2 separate regions of the Homo sapiens genome follow, and region 2 is linked to region 1. Evidence: chromatin contacts called from ENCODE Hi-C or POLR2A ChIA-PET data. All regions are on one chromosome and are shown on one strand. The core of a region is the stretch at or near the end of the contact, and the rest is flanking DNA. Distances in the headings are between cores, read along the strand shown. Region 1 holds the start of SIL1 (SIL1 nucleotide exchange factor). Region 2 holds the start of PROB1 (proline rich basic protein 1).

What was found. Hi-C counts contacts between places; a loop is a spot of excess contacts on that map. ChIA-PET counts read pairs that join two places held with the same protein, here RNA polymerase II (POLR2A). Pooled maps may share reads with other maps.
Region 2: a map with no recorded cell type shows a loop between it and region 1 (19-fold over the local background). The contact joins the promoter of PROB1 here to the promoter of SIL1 in region 1. A Hi-C loop is called at or near these places in 10 of 168 maps with a recorded cell type or tissue (B cell, CD4-positive, alpha-beta T cell, CD4-positive, alpha-beta memory T cell and 6 more), 25 of 37 single-sample maps with no recorded cell type and 17 of 50 pooled maps. POLR2A ChIA-PET finds 5 or more read pairs at or near these places in 4 of 52 experiments (GM12878, RWPE1, activated B cell and 1 more).

What each region holds. Positions count from the first base shown.
Region 1 is chr5:139,194,021-139,199,825 of GRCh38, forward strand. It overlaps SIL1 (SIL1 nucleotide exchange factor), which reads right to left and starts at 4,348. Exons shown (of 10, transcript NM_022464.5): 1 at 4,249-4,348. RefSeq lists a silencer at 4,024-4,553.
Region 2 is chr5:139,393,854-139,399,314 of GRCh38, forward strand. It overlaps PROB1 (proline rich basic protein 1), which reads right to left and starts at 1,251. Exons shown (of 1, transcript NM_001161546.2): 1 at 1-1,251. The coding sequence starts at 1,228. It overlaps SPATA24 (spermatogenesis associated 24), which reads right to left. Exons shown (of 6, transcript NM_194296.2): 5 at 3,188-3,290; 6 at 2,914-3,076. The coding sequence ends at 2,947. RefSeq lists a silencer at 477-766.

The sequences.
Region 1 (5,805 bases), core at 3,098-5,597:
TACTCATGAATTGATTATGCCACTTCCTTCTCAATACCAAAGCCAAGGGCAGTATTAGGAGGATGAAGGCAAACATGGCCAGCCAGCATAATCACAGCCATGTCTTACAGCTGCCTGGTGGAACCTGAAGGAACTACAAGTCTGGGCTGAATATAGTTTTGTTGCTACTGGATTCTGGGTACAAATTTGCAAAAGTAAGAATGCCAGGTGTAAACTCCTCACAAGCTAGGAAAATTCCTAGCTTGAGGTTCTCCACATGTGTCTGAGCAGCCCGAATCTTTTACAAGGTTTTTGTCCCAAAGATGAACTCAGTTATTGCTTATGCTAGGAATCAGGGGTTACCCAAGGCCTCACTCTGAATGGCAACAGGCTATTCTCCTACTCCCCTACTCAGCAGTGAAATCCTTGGTGAAAGTAAAGGAAGAAAAGAAAAGGGCATGCTATTCCGTCTTTAGTCTACGTATAATTAAAATACAAGACTCTCTGCTGTAGAAGACTAAGGTTTGCAGTTTAAGGCCGACTCAGAAAAGGATAAAGTATTCATCCTTGCTCAGAAAGAGAGAAGATTAGCTCCACAGGATGGGTCTCCAAATTGACACCAAATCCAGGAGTTAGAGATGGCTGTGCTACAGAGCGTGATCCAAGCACCATCTGGAGCCCCCAGAAAAAAATCCCTAGGAATAGCGACTAAGGGACTAGCATTGTAAGAGAGTTCAGATTAGCTCTCCTGAAAAGAGGCTTACTACAAGAGACTGGCAGACAGCCTCTGCAGCAAAACTTCACTTAGGAAAGGACAGAAAATGAATGAAGAAAGACAGGGGGAGGCTGAGCAGGTCAGAGTATGAATCCACAAGTATGTGAAAAAGAGAATCCACCTATTTCGAAAAAGGTACAACTTCCTTTCAGAGCCTTTTTTTTTTTTTTTGAGACAGAATCTCTCGCTCTATCACCCAGGCTGGAGTGCAATGGCACAATGATCTCGGCTCATTGCAACCTCCGCCTCCCGAGTTCAAGTGATTCTCCTGCCTCAGCCTCCCGAGTAGCTGGGATTACAGGCATGCGCCACCACGCCCGGCTAATTTTGCATTTTTAGTAGAGACGGGGTTTCTCCATGTTGGTCAGGCTGGTCTTGAACTCCCGACCTCAGGTGATCCACCCACCTCAGCCTCCCAAAGTGCTGGGATTACAGGTGTGAGCCACCGCACCCGGCCAGAGACTCTCATGTTCTTTTGAATATTCTCATTAACGGCAAATCTTCATTCTTTGAGGGTGAAAACATTTATTGCATTCCTATGTCCCAAGAGCTTTCATGTGTAATACGTCATTTAACCACCCTTCAAAGTAAATATTATTCCCAGTTTTTTTTGTTTTGTTTTGTTTTGTTTTGAGACGGAGTCTCGCTCTGTCGCCCAGGCTGGAGTGAATGGCGTGATCTCCGCTCACTGCAAGCTCCGCTTCCCAGGTTCACGCCATTCTCCTGCCTCAGCCTCCTGAGTAGCTGGGACTACAGGCACCCACCACCTCGCCCGGGTAATTTTTTGTATTTTTAGTAGAGACGGGGTTTCACCGTGTTAGCCAGGATGGTCTCGATCTCCTGACCTCGTGATCCGCCCACCTTGGCCTCCCAAAGTGCTGGGATTACAGGCGTGAGCCACCATGCCCGGCCCTATTCCCACTGTTATGTAGTGGTACATTGAGCCCCAGAGGTGAAGTAACTTATCCAAGGTTATGTGGCTAATAAGTGGTAGACTCAGAATTAAAACTCATGTTCACCACCCTCCAAAAATCTGTTATTTCCACTTCAAAAGAACTGTTAACTCATCTGAAGACAAGGCAGGTGACAAGGTTGCTTACCCATGCCATTCGGGGTTAAATATATATAGGCTGTGTGCAGTGGCTCACGCCTGTAATCTCAACATTTTAGGAGGCCAAGACAGAAGAATCGCTTGAGGCCAGGAATTCAAAAACAGCCTGGGCAACACAGCGAGACCCTGTCTCTACAAAAATTAAAATTACAAAATTAGCTGGGCCTGGTGGTGCGCCCCTGTAGTCCCAACTACTCAGGAGGCTTTAGTGAGAGTATTACTTAAGCCCAGGAGTTCAAGGTTGCAGTGAGCTATGATTATGCCACTGCACTCCGGCCTGAACCACAGTGTGAGACCCCATCTGAAAAATAATAATAATAATAATACAGTATGGTTTAATATATTAAAGAAACTGATCTCTCGCATGGTTCAAAAAGGTCTCTGAAAACAATTCCAGAGGTGGATTTTCAAAACTGCCTTGGACAACAGCCAAATCACTTAGGCACGCCATCCTCAACTCCCACCACCTACACCTGCACACATCACTCTAAAGGAGAACATTCATTGGTGGATCAAGTTCCCACATGTCAGTTATTTTAAAATCCATTTTGTTACCTTTCAGTTTCACTTAATTAGCCTCTTCTCCTGCCAATGAAACACACCAGGGCTCACAGTTGGCCTCAGTAGAGAAGTAATAGCTGGCCTTCAGAAAACAGCAGGGAAGGGGAAGTAAGTGGGAATCAAAGTACTAGGCAACTTTTCATTCCTGGACTGCCGCATCCCTACTAACATTTCCATCACCTGTAAAATGGGAGCAGAACGTCTCTTCTATTGCCAATTTCATTAAAACAGCACATGTATTCATGAGCAGATTAAATTCACTAAACAAATGAAAGAAAGGGGAAATAAATGTGGTGTGGTAACACCATCTTAAAAACCCGAGAGCCATGTTCTCAAAACCACAGACCAAGTTCTGACCCATGTTATACAAATATCAATCCCAATATCGTTACACTCTGGCTCCCATCAAAATCCTACCCAATCCCCAAATCTGGCTATACTTTTATCAGAAAAGAAAAAAACTTGGGTGGGGTGAGAGCAGAAAAGACACACACACACAACAAAATATCTTTCACAATGTCAAAAAAAAACCTGTTTATATGCCAGGCGAGGTGGCTCATGCCTGTAATCCCAGCACTTTGGGAGGCCGAGGTAGACAGATCACCTGAGGTCAGGAGTTCGAGACCAGCCTGATCAACATGGAGAAACCCTGTCTCTATTAAAAATAGAAAATTAGCCGGGCACGATGGCGCATGCCTGTAATCCCTGCTAATCGGGAAGGTGAGGCAGGAGAATCGCTTGAACCTGGGAGGCGGAGGTTGCTGTGAGTCGAGATGGCACCATTGCACTCCAGCCTGAGAAACAAGAGCGAAACTCCGCCTCAAAAAAAAAAAAAAAAAAAAAAAACTGTTTATAAACACATCACTTTCTTCTCTTAGCAAATATGTAAGTTTCATTCTCCTCCTGTCTACTTAGTTTGGGTTAACTTAACCCCCGCCCCATCTCTCAGATCATGTTTTTATTTAGGTTTATTGAGGTGGGAAAGCCAACTGAACTTTAAACGAAGCCAGGCATTTAAGAATATTAGAAAACTGATCTTACATATATAGGTAGTCAAATATTTTTAAAAGACATCAAATGGCATTCTAATTCCTCCGGTGCAAAGAAAGCCCCAGCCTCACACGTGTTAGCATTTCCTGATTCCTGGCTTTTCCCACTCAGAGCCCCATTCCAGGGGCTCATATGTCAAGTCATTCTCTCCTGACTTCTGAAGCAGGGATTTTCAAAGCCAGGATTCCGGGACCACCTGAATGAGAACCCCCTGGGGTACAGCTGCCCACGCACCATCTTATCGGAAATCCCAGGGAATGGAGCCCAAGGCTTATGCACAAAGCCCCTAGACGATCCGAGAGATAACACTAACCAGTCTGTAACCTCTAAAGGCAAATTTTCCAGGACAAAGAAAAACAAGCAATAAGAGAGTGACAATAATTCCACATGGGAAGAGACACACGGGTCTCGGAGATCAACACCAAACCACCCCTTCTTCGGACAGATACGGAAACTTAGGCTGGGAGAATGAAACAGGCAAGGGCACTAAAAACAGGTGCGGAGCCAAAGCCAATCTCAAATTTCCACGGCCCCATCTCCTGCCAATAAAGAGGTGAATGGAGACATTCTGAGTGGGAAAGATAAGAAAGGTAGGCCTTCGGCAGGGAGCCCCGGGCCCACTTGGACGTCCCGCTTTGGAGACACTAGTGAGGATGTGTGGGTCCCCAGAACACTGCTGGGAAGGCGCCGAGGCCGCCGGCAGGAGGAGGCCCAGGAAGCGCCCTGAGCCCCCCGCCCAGCTCCAGGGCCGGGCGGCCCTCACCGCCCCTACCTTCGGCCTCCGGCAGCCGAGTGGCAGACACAACTCCCACAATTCCAGGCGGCCGCGGCGGCGACCAGCTCCCCCTGCGCAAACGCGGCGGCGACCGTCTGAGCCGGTGAGCTGGCAGCTGTCACGCCGCTCGCGGCCTCGCCCAATCGCGGGCCGCCAGACCAGCGCGCGGCGCCCCCCGCCCCGCACCGAGGTGGGAGCCCCGCCCCTAGCCCCGCCCTCTGCAGACTCTTGCACGAGCTGCCCCCGTGCCCCTCCCCTTGGGGGGAGGGAGGGCTGAAGAGATAGCTTCACGCCTGCTTTTGCTTCCAGGCTGGAACTGCGAAGTTTCCTGTCTGATTTTCCAACAATGTAATTTCTTTCTAGCGGAAGGACCCTCAGAAAGCAATCAGAGGGGTGCGGAGTAAAAATAAATCAAGTTCTTGTGACTCAGTTTGGGACAGAAGCCGAGAGTCTCCAGCAATAAAATTTCTCGCAAATTCATGCAAAATAGGACACCTTTAAGCCACTCACTTTATATACTTGTGTAGATTTTTTACAAGGACCAGTTATTTTAAAAATAGCATCAGGTGGCCGGGCGCGGTGGCTCACACCTGTAATCCCAGCACTTTGGGAGGCCCAGGCAGGCAGATCACTTGAGGCCAGGAGTTCAAGACCAGCCTGACCAACATGGTGAAACCCCCGTCTCTACTAAATATACAAAAATTAGCCAGGCGTGGTGGCGAGCGCCTGTAATCCCAGCTACTTGGGAGGCTGAGGCAGGAGAATCGCTTGAACCCACCAGGCAGAGGTTGCAGTGAGCTAAAATCGTGCCACTACACTCCAGCCTGGGTGACAGAGTGAAACTCTGTCTCAAAATCTAATAAAATAAAATAAAGGTCACTTGCGATTCTGATTTTTTTTTAAGACAGAATCTGTGTCCCCCAGGCTGGAGTGCAGTGGCAGGATCTTGGCTTATCACAGCCTTGACCTCCCAGGCTCAAGGGATCCTCCCCCTCAGCCTCCATCCAGTAGCTGGGACCACAGGCGCGTGCCACCGTTGCCAGGCTAATTTTTTTTTTTTTTTTTTTTTTACAGACAGGGTCTCGCTATGTTGCCCAGGCTGGTGTCAACGCAGTTGTAATTCTGCTGTACCAGTGAATATCATGCTTTCTGTACCAGGTGCTGCATATATATTTTATTTACTTATAACGTCCTCTGAGCAGAATGGTCATCCCCTTTTTATAAATGGAGAAGCTGACGCTCAAAGAGGCTAAAGGAGTTATACAAAGTCATACAGTCAGGAAGTGGTAGAACTGGGAGTTAAAGCTAGATTTAAGTGTCTCCAATGTCCTGTTCTCTTTCCACTATTCCACTTTTAGACCTTCCCCTTGCCTAGACATGCTTAACCTGATGAATAAAAATGACTGCCCCCTCCTGCCCTCAGATCCCCCACATAGTGATTCCTGGTCATTCATGAGTGGAGAAAACAGTAATCCAGACAGTTACCTCCCCAAATGGCAAGTATTTCCCAATAGCAAACAACCTATTTCTGGACTTCCCTTCCCTTTTCCATGT
Region 2 (5,461 bases), core at 1-2,500, 200 kb after region 1:
GGCAGCGAGGACCCCGTACAGCCCCATTTGGAGTCTGCCGTGGCGGGGACGGGCTCCTTGGCCTCACAGCCCTACTCGGAACCTCCGAGGGGATCCTACACTCAAAAGGCGGACTCCGTGCCCTCTGAACAGTTCGATCCGGCGCCTCTCGCGGGAACCGAGTCTTCCGCGCCTCCTGGATCTTCTCCTCTGACTGAAGGAAGATGCTGGAACTAACAGGACCCAGCGGCTCCGTCCCGGGCGCAGGCTTGTCGCGCCGAATCGCGCGCTCGCGGAGGCTGGGCCACGGCCTCGGGGCCTTGGCGGGGGCCGAATTATCTCGTACGCGAAGTGGCCGAGACTTAGCCTTCTCCAGGACCACGTGGGTGCTGCGGGCCGTTTCCCGGGTCTCAGGTTCCGACCGCCCCGTGGACCCGAAGGTGGCGCTGCTCGGGGCCGGGGCCTCGGGGCTCAGTTTTCTGGCCAACGCCGTCTGCACGAAGCCCGCGGCGGCCTGCAGGGGGCCCAGCGACTCGTCCAGGGAACCGGTGCGCAGGAGCAGCCGGGGGCGCGGCGCGCCGGCCGCCCTTGGGGGACTCTGGGGCCGGGGGCGCAGCTCGATCTGACGCTTGGGCACTGTCCGGGGCCTGGCGGGCGCGGCGCCCTCCTCCAGAGCCACCTCCACACACTCGAACTGCGCTGGGGCGGCAGGACTTGGCCCACGGGGCCGCAGCTCTAGGTAGGTGGCCCAGCGGGAGCCACCATCGGGGACCTGGGACTGGCGTGGGACCGCGGCGGGAGACGCTGGCCCCGGCGGCAAGGGGCTGATGAAGGCCGGCTCCGTGAACTGTTGTTGCGCCTCGCGATCGTCTGCGCCGGAGCAGCCGAACAGGGGTCCGACGCCGAAGATGACTTCCATCTCCCCCGACGGCAGCGTGCGCAGCTGGGGCTGGGGTGGCCGTGGGCCGGAACCTGGGCCTCGCGGGAAACCCGAGCCGGGCCCGTGCCGCTGGCGGCTATTCTGGGCGCTGACGGACAGGCGAGGCTGCGCGCCCGCCCCCCGCCCAGGAGCCACCCAGGGCCAATTCGCTGGGCCTTTCGCGTCCGGCCCAACGTCCGGGGGCTCCGGAGAACCTGGAGCCGTGTAGTAGGAGCCTGACGAACCGGAGGAGTCCTGGCGCCGCGCGGGGGCCGTGGGCAGCTGCCTCGGGATCCCAGGCAGGGCTGGCGGGGCGAGCGCGGTCAGCATGGTGGGGCCGGACGCCGTGCACTATCTCCCTCGCATTCGCCTCCGCTGGTGGCGCCGGCACTGTCCCCGCCCCGCCCGAGGATGCCGTGGGGGTCACCGCGCCTTAAAGCGGCCGCGTCCACTCCTGAGCCAGCGGCGCCGGCAGCAGAAAAGACCTGGGCCCTGCACCCTTCCCTGTCCAGCCCCCATGCCCAACTAACCCCCTTCTCAGGCACAAGCCGGAGTACCTGGGGTGGGCTCCAAGCTTTGGCTGACAGGCAGGTGAGGGAATGGCAGGCCCAACTTTCAAAGCCTTGGAGCCAGGAGTTAGGCCCAACTCCACCTATCACAGGTGAGGAAACTGAAGCCCAGCAGGGATCCGCCTGAAGTCAGGCACTGCTGTGTGCAGTTCAGGCTGTGAGCGGGTGAACCAGACCTTCAGGCCAGGAGACTCAGGTAGGGCCAGCAATTTCATCTTCCCCTCAGCCCCGGGTGCCTTAGCATCACTGCAGGGGACCCCCATTGCCATTGCTGGCCTCAGCTAGAGCTCTTAAGGGTGCACACACCACCTTTCTTGACCCCAGTTACACTCTTCCTGATCCCCTTCAGTAGAGTGAGGAGCACCGCTAGAGGCTTCCCTGACTCCTCAGGGCCTCAGGAAGGTACTACCACTGGCTGGACCCACTGCCCTCGGTGGGACCTATTGGAAGGAGCTGGAGTGGACAGCTCTAGCTTTCAGTCTGCCTCAGCACCTAGAACAGGCCCTGGATACCGATGTGGGGTCCTACAGGAAGCTTCGAAGTAGCTTGTGGTCCCAGCTCCAAAGGCCCCTGCGGCCAGAACAGCCCTGTGCTCCCCCAGGTATTCACAAGGCCCTAACTTCAGCCCCCACAGCCTTAGGACCTGCCCTGGGGACAGGCGCTGGTGGGGAGGCAACCACCACCTGTCATTGTCTTACAACTGTGGGCACCACTTGCCCTTAAACTTCTGGCTTCAAGGTCCTGCTATGACTCAGGCCCCAGCTGGCCCTGGAGCAAGAGCACTGCCCCCTCCTGTGCACTTGGCCTCAAACCGACCCAGGACAGGCTACACTGGGCTAATCTGACCCCTGAAGTGGGTCCTCTGCCTGGGTGTGTCCCCATGATCACCTAGGGGGCACTCGGTGATGGCTTCTGAAAAAATGTTGCTGCTCCATCCCATCCAGCCCTGCCTGTGCAACTTGTGCAAATTGAGGTCCCTTCCCAGATTGTTTCTCCACCTTAAAACCACACACAGCATTGTCTTTTCTCTTCCTCCCATTGTGAAGCTCCCGTTTGGGGGAGGTGTCAGCAGGTGCAAATGCAATTTGCAGGTATAACATTATTGTCATGTGATGGAAACTGACTTCCCAAATTCCTTGTGGTTCTGGAACCCACTGTCTTTGAAGTTTCTGGTCAGGGCTTCCGGCCCTGTAGTCAAGTTGGGAAGTTAAATTTACCAGGACACTGGGAGTGGGGTGGAATATTACTGGGTAACCAGGGCTGTTTATATAGGAAGGGATTAAATACCCAAAGGAAGCGGTGGTGCCTACCAGACAACAAAGACCCAGCTCCTCCCCTAGGCTACAAGCCCCCACCTTGTGGACCCCTACCACTATCCAAGAGGGAGGGAAGTAGCAGGGGCTAGAGGCTGGGGACTCCCAGAGCAGAGAAGGCAGAGGCTGGGGATTACAGCCAGAGAACAGGAAAGCGGCGGCCATTTTATTTTTCCCTGGGATGCTGGTGGCTGCGGGCCTGACGTGTCCCTGAGGCTTTCTTATGCTTCTGGTCCAGCACCTGGGCCATGTAGCTCTCCTGCTGCTTCTGGATCCGGAAGTCAGACATGTGATTCCTGCAACGGAGCCGGCTGGTGGTGGGCTGTGGACAGCCAAGGGTAGGTAGGGGCCAGAGGTCTGGCTCCCCAGTGTCATCAACAACCCCCAGCCGGGCCCAGACCCCTCACCTGAAGATCTGTTTCTGCTGGCTGATAACTTGCTGCAACTCTTTAATCTCATTCTCTTTGCCATTAAGTATATCTTCTTGCTTTATAATGTGAGACTCAATCTCTGTGGGGGAGAGAGGCAGGGAGGAGGGGTGGTTCCCATCCCAGGGCTCCTTCCTGAGATAAGGCATTCCCTCACGGGGCTTTTCAGAGCTTGGCTCCCCACCCAAGAGTTCTCCATGAAGAACTGCTAATACCTTAGTATGAATGAGTTTATTATGCAGTCTTGGGGGAGTGCAGTGTTTGAGGATTGTTGTCAATGACTTCACAAGTCTATTCTGGACCAGAGGACCCACATGAGGGCAGGAGAAGGTCCTTGGAGAGAAGTGGGCAGGCCTGACCAAAGGCTGGAAGATGAATGGCGCCTGCCCTCAACTCCTGCAGGTCTTTACAGATGTTGCCTCCTTGGAGAAACTCTCCCTCATCAAAAAATTACATTTCCCAGTACTTCCTGTTCCCTCTTCCTGCTTTCTCTTTTTTTTTTTTTTGTATTTGAGACTGAGTCTTGCTCTGTCGCCAGGCTGGAGTGCAGTGGCATGATCTTGGCTCACTGCAACCTCCACCTCCTGAGTTCAAGCAATTCTCCTGCCTCAGCCTCCCGAGTAGCTGGGATTACAGGCGCCTGCCACCACGCCCAGCTAATTTTTGTATTTTTAGTAGAGATGGGGTTTCACCATGTTGGCCAGGCTGGTCTCGAACTTCTGACCTCAGGTGATCCACCCACCTCAGCCTCCCAAAATGCTGGGATTACAGGCGTGAGCCACCATGCCCAACATCCTGCTTTATTTTTCTTAACACTTTTACCTAACATACCATATACTTTACTCATCTGTCTTCTCCGCTGCTGGGATGTAAGGTCCACAAGGACAAGGATCTTTGTTTTATTCACGGCTTTATCCCTAAGGCCTAAAACAGCACCTGGCACATAGTAGGTATACAAAAAGTATATTTGCAGACCGAATGAACGGGATGTCCCTGGGGGTTTAGGACTCAGAAAAAAGACCTAGTTCAGTCATCCCAGTCCAAACAAACTTCCCGAGGGCTGGCTGGATGCCCAGCCTTGTGCTAGGGCTTCAGGGGTGGTGGGAGAAGATGGGAGTTGCCTCGATTTTCAGACCTGTTTCCTCATTTCAAAGATGGGGAAAGAGACAGCCCTATCCCACAGTGGTCTGGGGAGGACCCAGTGAGATAGTGGTGGCAAAGCCTACCCCCAAATTAATCGTACATTTGAGGCAAAGATGACTTTCTGAGGCAGGAGGATGGCTTGAGCCCAGGAGTAAGAGACCAGTCTGGGCAACATAGTGAGACCTCGCCTCTACAAAACTAAAAAAAAAAAAAACAAAAAACTAGCTGGGCATGGTGTTGGAACATGCCTATAGTCCTGGCTACTTGCTGAGGCAAGAGGATCACTTGAGCTCAGGAGTTGGGGGCTGCAATGAGCTATGACTGTGCCCCTGCACTCCAGCCTGGGTGACAGAGCAAGACCCTGTCTCTAAATAATAAATAAATAAATAAATGATAATTTTTCTGTGTTGGATCAAAATCCAAGGAGGCTGTAGGGATCTGGGGGTGCTTCATTTACATAACTGCCCCACATGGCACCTTGGAAAATTCTGATTCCTACAGAAAGAAAATCCTACTGTCTTCAAAGGTTGGACAAGGGGCCAGGCACAGTGGCTCATGCCTGTAATCCCAGCACTTTGGGAGGCCAAGGCGGGTGGATCACCTGAGGTCAGGAGTTTGAGACCAGCCTGGCCAACATGGTAAAACCCCGTCTCTACTAAAAATACAAAAATTAGCTGGGTGTGGTGGCACATGCCTGTAATCCCAGCTACTTTGGAGGCTGTGGCAGAAGAATTGCTTGAACCCAGGAGACGGAGGTTGCAGTGAGCCGAGATCGTGCCATTGCACTTCAGCCTGGGTGACAGAGCGAGATTCCGCTTCAAAAAAAAAAAAGGCCAGGCGTGGTGGCTCACGCCTGTAATCCCAGCACTTTGGGAGGCCAAGGTGGGTGGATCACAAAGTCAGGAGATGGAGACCATCCTGGCTAACACGGTGAAACCTTGTCTCTACTAAAAATACAAAAAATTAGCCAGGTGTGGTGGCGGGCACCTATAGTCCCAGCTACCTGGGAGGCTGAGGCAGGAAGATGACGTGAACCTGAGAGGCGGAGCTTGCAGTGAGCCGAGATCTCGACACCGCACTCCAGCCTGGGCGGCAGAGCAAGACTCCATC